2 separate regions of the Homo sapiens genome follow, and region 2 is linked to region 1. Evidence: read pairs that join two places in POLR2A ChIA-PET (ENCODE). Cell type or tissue: CD4-positive, alpha-beta T cell. All regions are shown on one strand. Links, peaks and the distances in the headings refer to the core of each region. The heading gives the core; the rest is flanking DNA. Region 1 has its middle 49 kb from the start of HBS1L. Region 2 overlaps HBS1L (HBS1 like translational GTPase).

Evidence for each region. Peaks named below come from ENCODE experiments on the same cell type or tissue, not always from the same donor. Only the 100,000 strongest peaks of a DNase experiment are listed, where the experiment ranks them.
Region 2: POLR2A ChIA-PET joins it to region 1 with 6 read pairs; 12 of 35 experiments call an interaction of 5 or more read pairs at or near these places.

What each region holds. Positions count from the first base shown.
Region 1 is chr6:135,100,641-135,106,028 of GRCh38, forward strand. No RefSeq gene overlaps it. Among named protein-coding and RNA genes, the nearest start is that of HBS1L, 49 kb to the left of the region's middle. In CD4-positive, alpha-beta T cell, for the core only: no CTCF peak of the experiment used is centred there; DNase peaks (open chromatin) are centred at 2,481 and 2,791; H3K27ac peaks cover 1,309 bases.
Region 2 is chr6:135,037,740-135,043,127 of GRCh38, forward strand. It overlaps HBS1L (HBS1 like translational GTPase), which reads right to left. Exons shown (of 18, transcript NM_006620.4): 3 at 4,262-4,387; 4 at 1,834-2,028. Among named protein-coding and RNA genes, the nearest start is that of HBS1L, 14 kb to the right of the region's middle. In CD4-positive, alpha-beta T cell, for the core only: no CTCF peak of the experiment used is centred there; no DNase peak of the experiment used is centred there.

The DNA of each region.
Region 1 (5,388 bases), core at 140-5,139:
GTGTCTCTCTTTTGTTTCTGTTTTTTGTTTTGTTTTGTTTTTTTGAGACAGAGTTTTGCTCTTTTTGGCCAGGCTGGAGTGTAATGGGGCAATCTTGGCTCACTGCAACCTCCACCTCCCGGGTTCAAGCAATTTTCCTGCCTCAGCCTCCTGAGTAGCTACGATTATAGGTGGCCACTGCCACACCTGGCTAATTTTGTATTATTAGTAGAGGTGGGGTTTCACCACGTTGGCCAGGCTGGTCTCGAGCTCCTAACCTCAGGTGATCCACCCACTTTGGCCTTCCAAAGTGCTGGGATTACAGGCGTGAGCCACCGCACTGGGTCAAGGGTGTCTCTTGATAGCGGTGGGAAAAGTCATGAAAAATTCCTCAAGAGTAGCAGCTCCTAAAATTATCTTAGAACCCAGATTGAGACAAAAGGCTGCAAGGACTTGCCATCTCACAGATTGCCAGGCTGTCTTGCATTGTGAGCCCATGGATGGGATCTACCTCTGGCTGATTGGGGTAGGCCATAGGACAGGACATTTAACATCCCCAAAGGACCCTGCAGAACAAGATTTGTCAGCCAGGACTGCACCAGCCCAGATTAAGCTTACTCTCTTTCTCTTCCTTCATCTCTTTGTCCCTACACCACAGAAAAGTGGATTGAAAGAATGAAACTATCCTCAAACATTAGCTCATAAGGGAAAGAACAAATATGTCTCAGAGGTAAGTTAAAATAGAGTTAGGGAGAACAAGCCACACTATATTATAGAAAGCAGAATTTTGAACTAAGCTTTAATTCAATTTCCAGTTAAATTCAGTATAAACAAGAGGAAAAGACTAAATTTACCATTTTAACCTTGTTTTTTTTGAGACGGCGTCTCACTGTGTCACCAGGCTGGAGTGCAGTGGCACGATCTCAGCTCACTGAAACCTCTGCCTCCCAGGTTCAAGCGATTCTCCTGCCTCAGCCTCCCAAGTAGCTTGGACTACAGGCACGTGCCACCACACCCAGCTAATTTTTGTATTTTTAGTAGCGACGGGGTTTCACCATGTTGGCCAGGCTGGTCTCGATTAAGTGTACAGTTCTGTGGCATTAAGTACATTCATATTTTGCAGCCATGATCATTAACCATCTCAGAACTTTTTCATCAGAGTTTCCCAAAATGAAACTCTGTATCCATTAAACAGTAACTCCCCAGATCTCCCTCTGCAGCCCTTATTAACCACTATTCTTTTTGTCTCTATGGATTTGCGTGTTCTAGATCCCTCATATAAATGGAATCATTCACTATTTGCCCTTTTGCATCTGGCTTATTTCACTTAGCACAATGTTTTCAAAGTTCGTCCATGTTGTAGCATGTATTAATTTTATTTCTTTTTAAGATGGAATAATTTTTCACTGTATGTATACACATTTTGTTTATCCATATGTTTATCCATTTGTTCATGAACATTTGGTTTATTTCTACCTTTTGATTACTCTGAATATTGGTGTACAAATATCTGTTCTAGTTCCTGCTTTCAATTCTTTTGGGTATAGATCTAGAAGTGGAATTGCTGGGTCATATGGTAATTCTATATTTAATTTTTTTGAGAAATTGTCACACCATTTTTCCAAAGCAGCTGCACCCTTTTACATTTCCATAAGCAATGCACAAGGGTTTCAATTTCTCCACTTCTTCTCCAACACTTTACAAAATATATACAATGAGCATTCTAATAGGTGTGATGTAATATCTCATTGTGGTTTTGATTTGCATTTATCTGGTGATTAGCAGTATTGAGCCTCTTTTCATATGTTTATTGTCCTTTGTATATCTTCCTTTTAGAAATAGCTATTCAAGTCCTTTGCCTATTTTTGAATTGAGTTGGTTTTGTTGTTATTGTTGAGTTGTAGTTCTTTATATATTCTGGATGTTAATCTCTTATATGAGATATGATTTGCAAATGTTTCCTGCATTGTGTGAGTTGCCTTTTCACTCTGCTGATTGTATTCATTGATGCACAACAATTTTTAATCTTGATGAAATCCAATTTATCTATTTTTTCTTTTTTAGACTGTACTTTTAGTGTCGTATCTTAAAATAACTGCCAAATTCAACGTCATGAAGTTTTTCCCCCATGTATGCATCTAAGAATTTTATAGTTTTAGCTCTTGTGTTTAGATCTTTCATCCATTTTGAGTTAATTTTTGTATATGATGTAAAGGAAAGCCCTCACTTCATTCTACTGCATTTAAAGTAATAACTTTTAAATAAATGTAATCATCTAGCAGTTTAACCTCTGACATTGAAGTCTTACCTGGGAGAAAGGTCACTGAGGACCTAAGTGCCCAGATGTACCACCATGACGTAGTGACCCAGAGCGTCCAAGGGGCTGGTCTTTCCATGGCCCCCCCTCATCACTTCCTGAAGCCTGCTGTAGACTGCTATAAGAGCGGCCCTCTCTCTCTCTTTTTTTTTTAAACAACTAGAGGCACCTGTTCTTTGAAGTGGGTGTCAGCTGCAGATGTAACACCCATTATCACATGACATCTGTTTTTAGTTAGTGAAAAATGCTGCGATGCTTTACTTATTTGCCTCCCTGCTTAAAAATCCACAAGCTTCAAAATTTCCCACAAGGGGGATCATTAATTTTTTTCTCAAATACTTTTTTTATTTTTTAATATCAGAAGACATCTTTTTGGTATTTACATGTACTGTTTTCAATCTCCTCTATTTTAAGTGGAAATAAGTAGAATGGCATATTTTAAAACAGCATTTTATATGCCATTTTTTCAGACAGGAAACATCAAAGATTCCTGGCAGCCTCCCAATTATACAGCCAGATGAATGATCAATTAAAAAGCCACTAGCAGCTAATAGGGCACATGCCACAAAAACAGAACATTACAGGTCGACTATGATGACAAATATGACTTTTTGGCTAGCATTCCATCAGTGTTTTTCTGTTTTTGTTCTTTTTTTTTTTTTTGAGATGGAGTTTCACTCTTATTGCCCAAGCTGGAGTGCAATGGCGCAATCTCAGCTCACTGCAACCTCCACCTCCTGGGTTCTAGTGATTCTCCTGCCTCAGCCTCCCGAGTAGCTGGGATTACGGGTACACACCACCACCCCCGTCTAATTTTTGTACTTCTAGTAGAGACGGGGGGTTTCACCATGTTGGCCAGACTGGTATCGAGCTCCTGACCTCAGATTATCCCCCCGCCTCAACCTCCCAAAGTGCTGGGATTACAGGTGGGAGCCACCCCGCCCTGCCATTCATCAGTCTTTTTCTAGTTAGCATCAACTGTATTTTTTCCTCTGAACAAAACAAACTATAAACTATATAGTTCATACATATGTATACACACACACACATATATATCAAATGTTTTCATATTTGTGCTAAGTAATTAGTGCCATGAAATATTACTAAATAACTTATTTCTGTTTCCAATGTGGCTGCATCTGAGACAGGAAATGAGCACTCTTAACTAAAGTAGACTGTGGGAAGACCCTGAGAATTTCTTAGTGAGCCAGCTCTTTAAGTCTTATTTCTCTCATTCTAAATCCTTAATATTCTATTATTCTTCCTGAACTATAGTTCTTGACTTTTCCTAAACTGCAGTGAGAAACTACGGAATGAACTTAGGCTTGCTTACGTAATCTGTGAGGCCCAGTACAAAATTAAAATGTGGGGCCCCTTGTTCAAAAATTATCAAGAATTTCAAGATGGCAACAGCAGAGCATTAAGGCAAACACAGGGTCATTCTGAGCGTGCGGTCTGTGCAGCTGCACAGGTTTCACACCCATGAAGCTGGCATTTTGTGTGCTTGTTTCTGTGTTCAGCCATTTCTAGGACTCAACTGCAGATACTGATTCTCAGATGCTGCCAAGGAGTCATTTTCATTTTCACCTTAATGTATCTTTTATTTCTTTTCCTTTTTTTCCCAACATCATCCTGGAAGTCCTATTAATGCAACCAACTTGTCTCCTCCTGATTGGTGATAGCGCCTTCCCCTTGCTGCTCAGCCAACTTTCCGTCATCTGTGAAACTATGCCCTAACTGCCCCCATCCAGCTTTTTTCTACACATGTATCCAGAATCTGCTATGAATATTTCATTCAACAATAACAAATATTTATTTTCTAATTGCCCCAAACAGACCTTGAGATAAGAATTTGAGAGTGAATTATTTACTTGAGAAGTAAAAACCAGCAGGGGAGGGGGAAATGATGCAGGGAAAGAAGGCAGCCAACACAGGTGTATTATTAGGACAGCTACCAAAGTCTCAGAACAACTCCCCTCCCCGCTTTTCCTTACTCCCATTCTCCTCCATTGAAGAGCAAGGCAGCTGTAGTATTTATGCATCAAATGATGAGAATCATTGATTGAGGGCTGCTCTGTGGTAGTGATGGTTGTAAATCCTGAAGTGTGATGCATAGAATAGGTAGAATGGTCTTATATATCATTTCTAGAAAGCGTCCTGGAGCTTGGAGATGCAGATACAGGCAGTTTGAAGTTGGCCAGAGCACACTTGAATGACAGAATCCAAGGAACCTAGGAGGATATGACAGCATCTGCTATGTTTGAATACCTACTTTGTCCCAGGTATTATTCTAAGTGTTGGGATATAGGCCATAGACAAAAATCCAAGCTCATGAAGTCTATATATTCTGGCTGGGGGAGACAAATGATAAACAAACATATAGCAAAAGATGGTAAGTACTATAAAAAAGTAAAGCTGGTTATGGGAATAGAGAGTGATGGGGGTAAGAAGGAAACCAGTTTAGAAAGCGTGGCTGGGGAAAGACTCTTTGTAAAGTGATACATGAGCAGAGAACTGAGTAAGTGAGGGAGATAACCTAGTAAGTATCTGGGGACAGGGAGATCCAGAGAGAAGAGTAAGTTCGAAGGCCCTCAGATAAGAGTGTCCCAGCATGTTTAGAAAAGAGTAAGGAGGCTAATGTTACTGGCTAGATTATAGGGAGAAAGAAAAAAATGGCAGCTGGTGAAGTCAGAATATTGGGTAGCAGTGAGATCCTGTAGGGCTTTGTAGACCACAATAAGAACGTGTTGTTTTATTATATTATGGTGTTATATTATATTGCAAGATAGATAGAAAGAAAGTGGAGGCTTTTGAGCAGAGAAGCAATTTGATCTGTGATGTTGCCAGTCAAAATTGGTGATTGCCATATTGTTTCTGTTCTTCACTCTAAAACACCAAAAATAGTAAAGCAAACACATGATCACCCATCCATTCATCCATACATTGAGAAAGCCTTTCAGAGTTGAGTAATTCCGGCTCCCTTTCTGCTACTGCCATCTGGGACAAGCTGCTGTGGGGAGGTAGTAACTGGGAGGTAGCTCATATGAAGAAGACAGGCAGAATGAGAAACAAAGACGAACAATGTTGGCCAA
Region 2 (5,388 bases), core at 246-5,245, 63 kb before region 1:
CTGACTTTCACAGGAATCTCTTGACATATCATGAATTAGGTTAGCTAGTGAAAGTTCTTTTGTTAACTTACATGATTCTAGTTTCTTTTCACTTTTACGTGTGTCAAGTTTCTTTTTTCTATGGAGTAAACAGTGAGTTGGAACTGAAGAATTATGAGATAATCCGTATTTTCCTACTGAGCTAGCAAAATCAAAGGGTTTGCTACTATAATCCAAATGATTTGCTGACTGAGGATAAGAACTTTGAACATTATCAGCTGAAACTTCAGAAGAAGAAAATAAGACTCCTTACCTTACAAGAGCCATTAATTTTCAGATGAATAGGTTGATATACGCAGAAGACAGTCACAGCAACCAAAAGGAAACATGAAATGAGGCATTTAATTACTAAATGCTTCTTTTGATTATGACATGAATAAAGTGATACTTGATCATTACTTAACATGAATACTCTAAAAAACAATAAGGGAGTATTACCTTCCTTTACCAATTTAAAGTAACCTTTATACTCTGTTCACTGATACATACAATGTAAGTCAGTCAATGTTCTAATTTTCACGAATTTAAAAATGTGAGGTCTTAACCATAATTAAATTGTAGTCAGGATTGTCTCAAATTCAAAAACTTCTTTAAAAAAACAAAAAAAACTAGGTTCCTTTTATTCTGTATTTTAATGTATTAGAAACAAATAAGCAAACAACCCCCGGTAATTTCTACCACAATCTGGGATACACTATCAATACAAGATGACATATTACAGACTCATTCCCATCACAGCCAGTTACAAGTGCCCATCTGTGTGCCCAGCATCCCTGGAAAACACACTCTTATTTCATGGTAACAGGCTGTACACAGCTTTGTTGTAGAAAAAATTTAGCCCAGAGGTTACAACAAACACTGACATAGTAAACAAATCGCCATACTCAAACTGAGAGATAGCATGCCAATTAATATAATGCTACCACCTCAGTTCCCCTCTTATGTCCACTGAATTCCAAATTTAACCCCAAATTTTACAAATTTAAAATTAAATCTCTGGCTATAAAATGCAAAGTAGTATAATTATGATACTTATACCTAATTATTTTTAAATAAAACAAAATTATACATAATAAAAGCATAAAGGGATTTTTTTAACATTAATTAGCTGGCTGTCAATTTCCTTTTCCTATCTCATCAGAGTTTAAAAAAATAACAATTAAAAAGTTCTATAAGCTACTAACAAGAAGAAAAAGATGTCTTGTCTTATCTAATTTTATTTCCACTATGTTGTTATAAAATCAACTAGTGAGGCCAGGTACAGTGGCTGACGCCTGCAATCCAAGAACTTTGGGAGGCCAAGGTAGGCGGATCACTTGAGGCCAGGAGTTCAAGAACAGCCTGACCAACATGGTGAAACCCCATCACTACTAAAAATACAAACAAAAAAAAAAGCCAGGCATGGTGGCACGCACCTGTAATCCCAGTTACTTGGGAGGCTGAGGAAGGACAATCACTTGAACCCAGGAGGTGGAGGCTGCTGTGAGCAAAATCATGCCACTGCACTCCAGCCTGGGTGACAGAGTGAGACTCTGTCTCAAAAAACAAACAAAAAAACAAACAAAAACAATCAAGCAGTAAAATAACCACAAAAACAGGCTACAACAGAAGAAACACAGTCATCATCCTAAAAATCCACAACTAGATCAACTGATAATCAAAAGTTAACAATAACATGCAAGATTTTAATAGCTCAAGCAAATTAAATATTTTCTTAAAAGCTCAAGCAAACGAAAGCCTCTCTTTAGGCATTAACTATGTAAAACAAGTGAAAAAGAACAAGTAAAGGCATACCTTTTGCTATCTTTCCTGTAGATACTGTTGCCTCATTCTTGTCCTTCAAACTCTGCACTCTATCTTGTTCCAGAACCCCTGACAAAGCCTTCTGCACATCAAACTTGTTCTTCAGAACTGCTTCAATTAATATTTCATCTGGCACAGCATCTCCAAGTACCTCTCTCATGTGATCAAGGCATGAATAAAGACGAGCTAGAAAAGACGACAATGGTCAAAAGCTATACTAAATGGTGCAATGAAAGAACTTTTAATCTTCAAAACTGATTTTAAAATTTACAGCTGTACTAGAATATTCAACTCTCCCTTCTCTTTGGCAAAAATTATCTCTAATGATCGTATTTTTATCTACAATATACCTATCTTCCCTTATCCAAGGAACGATTTCGTTAATTTAAAAATCACTATAATAAAATGTCTCCTGAATAATAGTGACTAATGTTTCAAAAAAGTGTACATTGCACAGTATACACTAATATCTATTTTCAGTCACCAGTGATGATGGTATCTGCAATGATCATTTTTTGCATGTACAGAAAGGAAGGGGTGAGTGTGGAACTATTTCTAATTTGTTAGTGAATCCAGTTATTCACGAAGTATATTTCTTATATTTCTCAAGCTGCTACCTTAAGTTTCCTTTTTGGCTAACTTCAGTTCTTCCCAGCTAACTAAAATAATCCTTAATGACTCTTTAAAAAACGGCAAGATAACATAATATAAAAATGCCATAAAAATAAGAAAGTCCAGGAGATTAAGGGGAGGATAGGCATTCTTTTTTTTTTTTTTTTTTTTTTTTGAGACAGAGTCTCACTCTGTTGCCCAGGCTGGAATGCCAGTGGCGTGATCTCAGCTCACTGCAACCTCCGTCTCCCTGATTCAAGCAATTCTCCCACCTCAGCCTCCTGAGTAGCTGGGATTATGGACGCCCGCCACCATGCCCGGCTGATTTTTCTATTTTTAGTAGAGATGGGTTTCACCATGTTGTCCAGGCTGGCCTCAAATTCCTGACCTCAGGTTTCCACCTGCCTCGGCCTGCCAAAGTGCTGGGATTACAAGCGTGAGCCACCGTGCCCAGCCGGCATTCACTTTTAAAAGAAAAAAATTTAAGTCTGGAATTATCTAAGCTGTTTATGAATTTTAATTTTCTGATGACATTAGTATTAAAAGTAATTATTAATAATACTTATTAATGATTTAAAATCCATAAGAGCAGAGAGGCTTTGTATCCCTAGAACCCTTTGTATCTCTAGTACCAGGTAACTAGGGGCCAATGAATAAAAATGAATGATATATTCCCTTATATTTTTGTATAGCACTTGACAATTTTCACAATACTTTTATGTATATTTCTTTTGTAATCCTCATAATAAGTCTATGAGCTAGATATATCAAGCAAATTCTAACTTAATAAAGATAAGATTGAAAATCATGGCACTACTAAGTTAGCAATAATCAAAATAGAATAGAGGTTTTCAAACTCCCTATTCCACAAAACCATTTCACAGAATGCAATTTATATTTAATTGTACATGCTCATATGCTGAACAAGTAATCTACTGGCAATACCCTTTCTTTAAAAAAAAAAGTATTTGATACTTCTTTCATTGGCCCATTAATTATTAAAAATACATTCCTGAAATATTTGGGCAATTCTGCTTTGCTTCAATTTAAGATTAACTTTTAAAGGCTAATAAGCTATGGGATAATATTATCTCTTTGATAAATACATCAATTATTGAAACTGTAACAAAATAGTATAGCTAGCTAGCATCAGGGCCTCCTCTTTTTTATTTATTTATTTATTTATACTTATTTATTTATTTATACTTATAAAAGAAGAAAGCTAAAATATAAATATCTTCATTAAAATGTTTAAGAGAGTTGAAAATATGCAAAAACTCAGAACCGATGTCATTACCAAGTTCTATCTTGAAACTTAATTCACACAGATGTAAATCTTGAAACTTAATTCACACAGATGTAAATCCTGAGGACACTTATACAGTGTCACTTTAGACTTCAACTGGTTTTTTTTGAAACCTCTTGAACTTAACATCTTTGTAAGTAAAGGAGTTTATGTATTCTAATCATAAGCTCCATATACAGCTTATGAAACAATTAAATCATCTGAAAAAGTTCTTCTTAACGAATCACTAGAGTTTCTCTCCCATGGAAAAAAATTTTAAATGGGATAGTTCAATTAAAATTTCAGTTACTAAACAATAGCCATACAATTTTTCAATCATACAGTTAAATACACTCCTCACAAAACATACTTAATAAAACATAAACTGTCCTTGAATATGAAAGATATGTTTACATCATTACTGTTCATAGTCACTGTTATAAACACAATAAAACTGATAAATTCTGGTGTATTTGGTCATTAATCACTTTCAGATAACAGATACACTACTTTTTGCTATACCTTGATCAAATCCACTGAGCTGATGGTTTGAAACAGAATTGGAAGATTCTTTCAGATCTTCATAATCATATTCTTCCACAGGCTCAACGGAAGGTTTGTCACGCCGTGAATAAATAAACTGAGCAGCTAGAATATAAAATGATCAAAGAATGCTATGGTATAGCCATTTCCTATTAACTTTTTTTTACAAAAGTTAAAGTAAAAATTAAAAATTCTAATCAATCACCTATAGTTACCCATATTTCATAAGGGATGAAAACAAAAACAATATCATATCAAAACATATACCTAAAATCCTACTCGAAGGTGCTTACAATTTATTATTCTCTTATAATCTTCTTCCTTCTTTCCCCCAATCTCTGAAACCATTCCACTCAGCCTACTTTCTCCCTGGTTTCCAAAATCTACCTTTCCTAATATCTCTTCTTTGTATACTATTCTGTGTTCCCTGAAATTTTCTCTTCAATACAAATATTTCAAACCAAATATCAAACTTCTAATTTACATAATTAAGAAAACACAAGGTGGCCAAGCGCAGTGGCTCACCCCTGCAATCCCAGCACTTTGGGAGGCCAAGGCGGGTAGATCACCTGAGGTCAGGAGTTCGAGACCAGCCTGGCAAATACAGTGAAACCCCATCTCTACTAAAAATATAAAAATTAGCTGGGCGTGGCAGTGGGCACCTGTAATCCCAGCTACTCAGGAGGCTGAGGCAGGCAGGGGAACCGTTTGAACCCAGGAGGCGGAGGTTGCAGTGAGCCGAGATCACGCCATTGCACTCCAGCCTGGGTGACAAGAACAAAACTCCGTCTCAAAAAAAAAAAACAAAAAAAAAAAACAGAAAAGAAAACACATGAAGTGCTAATTTTGCCTGAATCTAAGAGTTCACGGAAAATACAGACTTTAATCTTTAAACAACTCATGCTTTCAATCACACACTTTCAATTATACACTGACACTGTAAACTAGTGTCATATACCTAACTTTAACTTTCAGACATCTGTGCTACTCTGCAATACTGCCAAACATCATCACTCAATATATAACTGGGTATTCATATGTATCTCATTAAGGAAAGGAAAGGCAGATTATCTAAATGCCAATACATGCCTGAGTATCATAAATGA